Regions from separate parts of the Mus musculus genome. Here region 1 is linked to region 2. A link is a loop called in an ENCODE intact Hi-C map of the cell type or tissue named here. Cell type or tissue: heart. All regions are shown on one strand. Each heading gives the region's core, and the rest is flanking DNA. Links, peaks and the distances in the headings are about the cores only.

Region 1 (5,385 bases), core at 314-5,313, 94 kb before region 2:
AAATGCATGGCTCCCTCTGAGAAGAGAGTCTAGAATTCTGGGATCTTGGTATCAAGCAGGATAAGGATGGGTGTGATGGTTTGCATATGCTCTGCTCAGGGAGTGGCAGGATTAGAAGGTGTGGCCATGTTGGAGTAGGTGTTTCACTGTGGTTATGGGCTTTAAGACCCTCATCCTAGCTGCCTGGAAGCCAGTATTCTGCTACCAGCCTTCAGATGAAGATGTATAACTCTCAGCTCCTCCTGCACCATGCCTGCCTGGGTGCTGCCATGCTCCTGCCTTATGATAATGGATCTGAACCTCTGAAGCCCCAATTAAATGTTATTAGACTTGCATTGGTCATGGCGTCTGTTCACAGCAGTAAAACCCTAACTAAGACAATGGGCTTTCAGACCTGCTTAGTCCTGTATCCACCCTGACTACCTCCAATACTTTGCATGGTTCAGAGCTCTACTGGGGAATCACAGAGACAGGTCACCAAGCCTCTACAGCTACATTGCTTTGTGACTACGTTTCTCTCAATGTACAGCTATTTCCCTCAAAGTGACTCACTAGGTCAGAAGGCAAAGCCATTCTATCAGTGATTGTCCATTTTAATATCATTTAACCACAACTTTTTGGTTTATATTTTCTGGACAGATAAACTCTAAAGTCAGGAATCTTCTTCTGGAAATTGCCTCTTATTTATTAGCCTTTTTATTGTCTTTGGAAAAAAAAAGGATGTGCTATAAAATCACTCAAATAAAGACAACAAAAATATATCTGTAGGCATAACACACTAGCCCTCAACTTTCTTCATCCCTTGCCCCATCCAGATCTTTGGATTCCAGCAGTATAACTTTACAAGATAACCTTGGAAAATTATACCACTGATCATAAATATCTTTGCCTTCATAGTATTAATCAGCACTAATCTTAGTTGTTACATAACACTCCATTAATTAAAACAAGGAACTTAGCTATATTTTGGGCTATTAATTTTTAAAAAATTGTATGTGTTACATTAAACATTTTTAGACTTTTACATTTTCCCTCTTTTGAGTTATTCCCTCAGTGCAAGGGCAATAGTGGTTTAAGAAATACGATGCCTGGGACTGGGGGGTGGTTCGATTGGTAATTAAACCCCCAGAACCCACATAATGTACTCAGATGTGTTTGTTATCCCAGTACTGGGGAGGCAAAGACAGGTGCATGAATCCCTGGGACTTGATGACCAGCCAGCCTAGCCTACTTGGTAAGTTCCAGGCCAGTGTGAGACCTCCTGTGGTTTGAGTAAGAATGGCTCCAATAGGTTCATTTATATAGGTGTGGCCTTGTTAGAGTGGGTGTGGCCTTGTTGGAGAAAGTGTGTCTCTGGAAGTATAGCTTTACATGTGGGGTTTTTGTTTTTTGACCTTTTTTTTTAAATTAAAAAAAAATTGGTATTTTATGTGGTATTTTGCCTGAATAGGTATCTTGCCTGAATATGTTTGCAGTGCCCATACTCCTGTGCATATGCATGCGTGACCACAGAGGCCATAGGAAGACATTGGGTCCCCTAGAACTGGAGTTCAGGCAGCTTTAAGTTGCTCTGTTGTTGAACACGGGTCCTCTAGAAATGTAGCCAGAGCTCTTACCCATTGAGCCACCTCTTCAGTCTCCCTGCTAGTTGTTTTCATTGTTGTTGTTGTTTGCTCTTAAATATTGAGTCAGTTTATGAAGCATTTCTAGGCTGCAGTTGACCATCTAAAGGAGACAATTTTGAGTATAATAGTGTCTAATTTCCATTTTCAATTCTCTGACTGTGACTGTGACACAACCCTTGCATGTTACAGAAGAGTGGGGCAGGTGGCACTAAGTGAAGATTATGTTTACATTTAAGGAGGTGTAGACCCAGGATGTACTTAGCATGCTACAGTCATCTAAAGGTGGTGGTCAGTCTTTGGGGTGTTGAGACTGTTTATCGCCCATCTGTCAGATCTGTGCCCAGACTCTTCTAGTTCTTATTAGATAGAGGTCTAATACGTCCTTATTCAAATGTGGGTGGTCCCCCTGTGTATCTGGAGTGGGAAGAGAAGAACAGATCTGTTCTCTACCCTAACTTAAAGCTGTCAAAGGACTTAGGTTCATTCAAGATTTTGAAAAAGCTAACTCAGGACCAATGCCTTGTATTCCTCATTAGCTGTGTCCATTTAAATAGGTTTCTAGTTATCAGGAAAGAAATTCCATAATGTTGGGTTTGTGGCACCAACCAGTGACAAGAACACAAAGCAAATCAGATGGCATTTCTTATTATGCCTAGGAGTATTTGAAACTCTTCTTCTCAAGCCATGTCCTGTCTAAACCATAGTGTAGACAAATACTAATACTACTACTACTAATAATAATATTAGTCCTCATCCATACTGTCATTCATAATGTTGCTTTGGGAAGTCTGGAAGGTGGTATTTTGAAGACACACAATGGAGGTTCTCTTCAACAACTTCAGTAACAACTTGCATATTTAAACTATACACAGTAAGGAACTCCTAGTACATAATGGATACTTGACTATTAGGGTAAGTAGTCTGCATTGTTTTTAAAGGATGCTTAAAGTCAAGGTTTAAGATAGTTAAACATTGTCTTTCAAGGTTCTTAGTAACTTCAGTTATTTTCATTTACAAAGTTTTAATAGTTACAGATAAGAGAGGGCCCACGGAGTTTCCCAGTATTCATCTTGTGTGTTTTTGTGTGTCTCTGTGTTACAAGATACAGTTTATTTATTACTTCAGCAGTTTCTAAGAGCTTCTAAGCATGTCTGCAGTTGTCTACAAAATACCACAGAAAAGGCTAGACACAGCCTGTATGTTTCTATGTTTCACCACTGTTTAATAGCTAGAGATGCGTTCACTGTCGACTTTGTGTGTGTGTGTGTGTGTGTGTGTGTGTGTGTGTGTGCGTGAGAGAGAGAGAGAGAGAGAGAGAGAGAGAGAGAGAGAAATTCCTTTGCCATTCTGCCGCATTTCTTTCCCTCTCCCAGATTGCTTCCACTCTGACACACTTCTATTCTGAAAGATTTCAGCATCGACTTCCTTATTTGGTCGCTGGAACTGCTCTTTGTCTCGTTCAAACATTCTGCTAAGCTTGCAGACTGCCTTCATCCCCGCCCCCTTGCCCACTGCTCCCCCTTCACTCACACACACACACACACACACACACACACACACACACACACACACACACACGTAGCTGGCTTCCACTGTTTGCTCTGACTCAGCCTTCTCTGAAGTTCATTAGCCAATCAGCCACCAGTTATGCCCATTTAAGGAGTACCTTCTGCAAATCAAAAGGAAAGAGAGTTTGGGAGGATTGTTACTCTGCAGCAGTCACTGGAATTCACCCCAAAGTGTGTATTTCACACCGCTGCTTTTCTCATGTAATAAGGTATGTATTAAAAAAGAAAGAAAGAAAGAAACCAACCCCAGGTAAACCGTAAAATAACCCAAACCCTCAATCCTTCTCACCCCAGGCTACTTAATTAAAGGTTAATGGCAGCATCCTGCCACTTAGCTCTGGCTGACAGAGTGTGATCTGGTTTGGTTTTCAACTTTCTCCATGCCAAATGTTCCAGCTAATACTTTAAGAAAATATGTAGCACAGGCTTAAGTGGCTCTGCCAACACATAAAGTAAAGGTCTGTGCTCCTAACCAAAGGAGACACATTTCCAATGAATTCTGTCTCCCTTGCTCTCTGGAGTTGAGAACAGCCAGGCATCCGAAGCAAGCGTGGAAGAATCCTTCCTGGCCTCTCAGCTTGGATGTGTATGGAAAAAAGCTCCCCGCTCTACATTCCCTATTTAAGAAAGAAGCTGCCCCAGCCCCATCCAATAAAACAGAGTAGTGTTTCCTTACGTATAAACAACCGAGAAATTCCTCCCAAGCAAGCACACAGCCTTTTGGGTCTTGGAACAAAGTGGCCGGTGGTATTTATTATGTCAAATAAACACATCATCCACACTGCAAAGGGGAACCTGAAACAATAAGCTGAACAAAGCAGTTTTCCAGCTTTTATTCCCTTAGCAATTAGCCTTTGTCTAACTGGACTGAAAAATTAAGAAGGAACAATATTTTTTTCAAAAGGTACCCTTATGCAATTAATATCCACAGTTTGTTCCCAAGGCTTGTTCAAAAACAAAAATAAAAACAAAAACAAAACACACACACACACACACACACACACACACACAAACACACACACACAAAACAAAACCAAAAAACCAAAACCAAAAATGGAGTTCACTTCCAGAGGCTAGAAACAAAAATATACAGGATATACTAAAGTTGGTATTATTTCTTATTTAGCCACCAGTAACGATCTTTTTTCTTCCTTTGTCCATTGTGGTAGTTGCTGAGGCCTCATTATTTGCCAGGCTTTGTGCTAGATGCTGCTACCAACACTCAAAGCTACCAGTCTGGTCATTGCACAAAGCATACTGAAGGACCCAGAAAGCATTCTTGTCCCTGTCCTGGTACCATAGTGCTTACCATGGTGAGTGATGTGGAAGCAGCAATTGGCTTACCAAGTTCTCAAAGTTTGTGCCGTGTTGCCCTTCTTTATTTAGGATACTTTGAGACGGGCTTGGATGAACTTTTGTTGGAGAAGACTCAGATCATTCTTGGCTGTAGACAGTGCATAAATGTACCTTCTGCAAGCTCAGCTCTGTGTCTGAGTACAGCCTAGTCCACATAGCAAGTTCCAGGCCAGCTAGGGCTACACATCGAGACCTTGTCTCATCTCACTGCGCATGTGCATGTACACACACACACACACACACACACACACACACACACACTCGTACTCAAATACACGCTTCCATTTATTTCTATTACTTATACCCTCAATGAGTCTCAGGTGTTTTACAGTGTGGCTTATGGGTTCAAATTTGTTTAAGTTTTACAACATATGAAACTTGTGAATTTTTTAACACCCCCACCCGTGTGTGTGTGTGTGTGTGTGTGTGTGTGTGTATGCAGACATGTACAGTGAGTTTGTATGTTTGTCAAAGTACTACCTTAGCTGTTTACTGTAGCCTCCCATCTGTTGGGACAGTCTCTGAGATTCACTGGTGCAGTAGGCCTGTGAACTCCTGGGAATTCTCCTGTCTCTGCCTCCTAGCTCACTATAGGAGTGCTGGGATGATGGAGGAACGTCACCACCTTTGGCTTTTACATGGGCTCTGAACTCAGATCATCATTGTTATACAGCACATTACCATTATGTCATCTCCCCAGTCCCAGGAAGTGGGGAACCTGTGCATCATTTTATTTCCTTCTACCACAGGAGCACCATACAGTTCTGCTAAGAGAAAACAGTGCTGTTCTAACTGGATGTGGTAGTATATGACTGCAATTCAGCTAAGACAGGAGG
Region 2 (5,385 bases), core at 100-5,099:
TGTAAATAAATCTTTTAAAAGAAAGTGGATACATTGTGTGCGCGTGTGACACACAGAGAGAGAGAGACAGAGAGAGAGAGACCCACTTTTTTGTGGCTTTCATTTCACATGCCATTAGACCATTAGGCAATGCTATAGAAGCGACTCAAGACCGTCTGTGGCTGTTCCCAGACAGCTGAGTAACGGCTGGAGTATTAACATCTGTGAATGAGTCTTCATCCTCTTACCCCAGATTAGTCTTTGAAGGATCCAATCAGGGTAAAGCTAGAATGTCAAAAAAAAAAAAAAAAAAAAAAAAAAAAAAGGCAGCCTGGCAGGTAACATGATGAACCAATGCTGGTCTTAAGAAAGCTGACTCGCTTTTAATTCACAAACCAGGCTGAGAAGATTTGTGATGAAGCTGACTCCTGTCTAGACAGAGAGGGGAGTGCAAAACACATTAGACAGACACAGCACAGTAGTGACAAGAAAAACCTGTTCCAGTTGCTCAAATGCACAGGGCAAGGAATCAGCTTGTTCCTCCTTTAGCTCAATGTGTAATCCTAATGGACCCATATCTACATCCCAGGGAATTCCAGCTTTATTTTTAGAGCCTTAAAGTGCCTTCCTTACCCATGAATAATAAAGGCAGTGAGAAAGAAACTGGGTAAGAAGGATGAGGGAGTTGGTGGAGAAAGGGGAAAGGAAGGGTGTAGGACAGAGAGAGACAGAGACAAGAGATCAGGAAAGAACAACCATATCAGAGGAAGGGAAGGGAGAGTCATAAAAATCTCTTTAAATATTGTCCTGGATTTCAAAGGCTGTTTGTGTTTTAGCATTTGGAAAACATCATGGGCTGAGCCTATAAAATTTATCTCTTGCCTCAGATGTTCCGTAGCCATGTGTGTTTTTCTCTTTCTACTTAACAGTGGTTAAGATATAGATATCAGAGAAGGCAGCCCCTACATTCATCCTCTGTAGATGAGTATACTGGTGACTGGCTCGATCTAGTAATCAATCAGGCTATTTAAGAAGATAAGTCGTTTAAACAAACACACACACACACACACACACACACACACACACAGACACATACACACATACTCCCATGATATGTAAAGATGCATCTCTGAGTTGGTTAGTATGGGCATGTGTACATGTGTGCATGTCTGTAGAAAATAGAGGTTGACATTGGGTGTCTTTCTTTGATTTCTTTCCACACTATTTGTCTTTCTGCCTGTCTTTCTGTCTGTGTATGTATGTATCTATGTATCATTTATTTACATTTTTAAAGATTGATTTACCTTCATTTTATATGTACCATAGAATAAAAATGTAAGTGCACTATGTGTATGCACTGATACTTTAAAATAAGCGCACCATGTGTATGGAATGCTGGTGGAGGCCAGAAGAGGGCACTGTAACTGCTGGGAACAGACGTTACAAATGGATATGAGCCATTGTGTGATAGGCAGGAGACAAAGCAGGCTTTTCTGCAAAAACAGCAATTGTTCTTAACCTTCACTTGTTTTGAAATAGGCTCTCTCACAACACAACACAACACAACACAACACAACACAACACAACACAAGGGAAACATTTGGAAGTTAAAAAAAAAACCCTCACACTTCATTTTGTTAGGTATGTTCAACTTTGCTTAAATACAAATATGTCTTAAAATAGACTTTTTTGTTTTGATTTTTTAATTTATACTCTGTCCAACTCATAAAAGCAGTCATGTGACTAGTCACATTTATGGGGTTTTTGTTGTTCTTGTTTAAAAAGCTATGATCATGAGTTTTTATTTAATACTGCATAACAAGTGTAGAGTTCCCAAAGTGGAATGTATTAGTGTTTCACTGGGACAATGAAAGGAATGTTTCCAGTTGTTGTGGTAAATATGATGGTGGCGAACGTCTCAGAGACCAGGGGAAGTTTGTCTTCTTTTTAATAGTTCCCAGCTACATCTTTTTCTTACATTGACAAATTTTCTCAAAATATTTCTCTGCCAAGGTACACTTGCTTTTAGCAGATGCTGTTATTATGGTTGGGATGGGGGATTCTCTTGTCTTAAAATACTTTCAGATATAATTAAAGGGAGGAGAAAAATGAGGAATTCGGCAAACATGATAAGGAAAATCTTGTGTGCACTGTCAAGCCGTTGAGCTGAAGATGAGCGCCTTGCATGTCCTTAGCCTTCAGCTAGGACACCACGGTACCACCACACTCATCCAAGAGACATTCAAGCAAGTTCTACAGGACTGGAGCATCCAGAACAAATTTTATTAAGTAACTCATGATTGAACTTTTATTTGTTAAAGCAAAACAAGCTGTAACTGGAGTACTAAGACTGTCTATGGGAGGGGTCGTGAGGGAATGGGGCAGCGGTGGGAGTTGTTTCCATTAGCTTTTTTCATCTGAACTTACTTGTTGGCAGAATAACCTGACTGTTTTCTTTTCCTTTTTGGTGTGTGTGTGTGTGTGTGTGTGTGTGTGTGTGTGTGTATGTATATGTGTGTGTGTGTATGCATCTGTGTGATCTGTGTGTTTGTTAGTATGGGCATGTGCATGTCTGTAGAAAGTAGAGGTTGACATTGGATATCTTTCCTTGATTACTATTATTTGATTATTTATTTATTTATTTATTTATTTATTTATTTATTTTTAAAATTATTTACCTTCATTTTACATGTATCAGGGTTTGGCTTGCACCTAAGTGCACCATGTGTGTGAAATGACTGTGGAGGCCAGCAGAGGGCACTGTAACTACTGGAACAGAAGTTACAAATGGCTATGAGCTGCTATGTGAGCCAAACCAGTGTCTTCAGCAAGGACACCGAGTGCTTTTAGCCCTTGCATCCTTACCTACTCCTGCTACCCTTAGGTTTTTTTGAAACAGACTCTCTCACCAAATCTCATGGACTTGGCTGGGCTAATTGAGCAGTGGAGTTTAGGAATCCATCTTTTTCTGCCCTGCCCAGCCCATCAATGAGTGACAGTCACCATGCTGGCCTTTACTTTTTATATGCATTGTGTGACACACAGACGTTCCATACACTGGGGACCTAGCAAGTTTACACAAAGACATATCACAAGTAAAACACAAAGCGGTCTCTTTCCACATCGTGGAAAGTGACAGCAGTTTTTGAAGTGGTAGCCCCCACACTGAATGGGGTGGCATGCTCTAGTTGTAACTCAGAACCACTAGGTCAATTCCAGTCCTTCCCGAAGGATGTTAAGAATCAACCTTTCAACTTCCAGTTCTAAATGAAGAACACTCTGCTCTTAACGACCTGATACTCAGATGTGACAGGCTCAGGGGCAGGACAGTATCATGCCCTGTTATAGCTAACTGGGAACCTTAAAATTCTCAGGCAAGGGTCAGGGCAGGGCCATAGCTCCCAAGGCACGTTTGGCAGGATCCGCTTGCCGCCGCAGCAGAAGCATGAACAGCAGAACAGCAGAAACAGGAAAACGACATGTTTTTCTAACCTCTGTGAAGAAATAGTGGACTGTGTCTTTGCTGATGGGAAAAATACAAAAGAAAACAATCTTGGGGGTGGGGTGGGGGTGCACACTATGAGATACCTGGACACACAGTTTTTTTGGTCCGTGGGGACTCATAAATATACAAGAGGTCAAAGGCAGAGGAGAAGTCAGCCCCCACACTCTTGGATAACAGAGCACTTGGGTGAGGTCAGATGACCTGGTAATGAAGAGAGCTCCCAGGACACGCTGACTTTCTTCAAGCTTATGGAACAGTAAAAGTTTATGGCTTCAGCAGTAGACAGCAATGCCTCAAGGCTCACTCTGTCATTCCACTAAAGCCCTCAGTCAGGCACATTCTAAGCTATGCTGTCTTCTTTAAAAAAAAAAATCAGTTATTTTATTTATTTATATCCCAAATGCTACCCCCTCCTAGTTTCCCCCCTCAAAGAGTTCTTCCATCTCCCTTCTCCCTCTCTTTCACCTCTGAGAGGGTGCCCCCTCAAGTGTCCCCCCCACCCTGGAGTATCAAGTCTCTACAGGATTAGGTGCTCTCAAAGACTGGGTGACCAACCAAAGAGCCATGGAGTCTTACAGTGTGTTTTGGTCAGCAAAAGCCTAGCCTGCCGCAAATTTCTCTGTTCTACTGGATCGTCAGAAAGTTTTCCTTTTGGATCACGAGTCTGAGAATAAAACACTGTATTTGAAAAAGCCGTCTGTCGCCAAGCCCAATGCGCTTGTCTGAGCAGCATGGTTTACTAATAAAGACGAGGAAGGTTGCAGTGCACAGACCCTGTGATAAAGAAGACATTGTTTTCAAGATGGTTTTGTGTTTCTGAGGAACTGCAAATACATCATTTAGTGTGGTGTGTGGCTTTCGAATAGAGACAAAGACTCCCTGAAAACCAAAAGATACATTACCCCCCAATAGCAGAAAACTCTTACCGGGTTCAGCTGTCGATCTGGGTTCTGTTTATGTGAGAAAGGGAAAAGAAGGGGGGATAGCATTAGAACAGGGCCTCAGCGACAACTAACCCCTTTGCTCCCGCTGCTTTGCTTAGGCTACATGTGCAGAAATGTCACGGACCACCTCTGTATAGGAAGGCAGCAGCCACTCAGCTTTTATTTCCATGCGTACAGAAACACTGTGCACTGGGAAGTGTGACCCAGTGCAGTTCCTGACAACTTGGGAACCTCTTAAAATGATTTGTCCAACGATGTGAGTAGGTGGGACTTTTTCATTCTAAAGAAAAGGCCTACGGATCTCATCCACTTCAAAGGAGTGCCTGTGGTTTGTTGGTTGGTTTGTTTTATTCTTCCATAAAAATGAGGTAGACCAATTCTTTTGTGTATTTCACAAGTAGCATTTTGGAAGAGGTTGTGGGGCAAATTTCAGCATTAAGGGCTAACCCTATGAATATCTTGAACCAAAAAGAACATGTACTCTGGCCCTTTTAATGCAGGGAGAGTCCTACCATTTAACAAACAATGCAGGAGAAGTTTGAGGGCATGGCTGAAAGAAATCAGTATTTTACTTAGGCATTTCAGCTGAGAAGCTTCCTAGCACCACATGACCACACTATTGTTACCAAGAATCTGTACAGAAGGCTGAACTAGGGAGATGGCACACACATTGGCGTTTGATCTGTAGAGGAGCAACCACAGAAGGTCTTTTGATCTCACATTTACAAGGAGATGTGAGGAAGGGGAGGGGACAGAGAGGTGTTGCGTTACATTCATTTATTCCCTGCGCATTTTGGACTATCTAGTCTCATTCCACATTGAGAATACAAAACAGCTCATGTAAGTCCTTTTTAGTTCTCTTGAAATCAGAGAAAACCCAACCAAAACTTGGGACAACGGACACCTCTCCTTACTTTTCTGGAGAATTCTGAAGTCCGGAGAGTCTTGGATCTCACT

What was found. Hi-C counts contacts between places; a loop is a spot of excess contacts. Peaks named below come from ENCODE experiments on the same cell type or tissue, not always from the same donor. Only the 100,000 strongest peaks of a DNase experiment are listed, where the experiment ranks them.
Region 1: a loop joins it to region 2, with 2.0 times the contacts of the local background. A loop is called at or near these places in 2 of 42 quality-filtered maps.

Annotation. Positions count from the first base shown.
Region 1 is chr8:61,603,826-61,609,210 of GRCm38, forward strand. All of the region lies in intron 10 of Palld (palladin, cytoskeletal associated protein), which reads right to left. Among named protein-coding and RNA genes, the nearest start is that of Gm35254, 14 kb to the right of the region's middle. In heart, for the core only: no CTCF peak of the experiment used is centred there; a DNase peak (open chromatin) is centred at 3,156; H3K27ac peaks cover 1,695 bases.
Region 2 is chr8:61,697,760-61,703,144 of GRCm38, forward strand. It overlaps Palld (palladin, cytoskeletal associated protein), which reads right to left. Exons shown (of 22, transcript NM_001293772.2): 7 at 5,343-5,385; 8 at 4,411-4,434. Among named protein-coding and RNA genes, the nearest start is that of Gm51576, 15 kb to the left of the region's middle. In heart, for the core only: CTCF peaks have their summits at 1,379 (motif pointing right) and 2,729 (motif pointing right); no DNase peak of the experiment used is centred there; H3K27ac peaks cover 309 bases.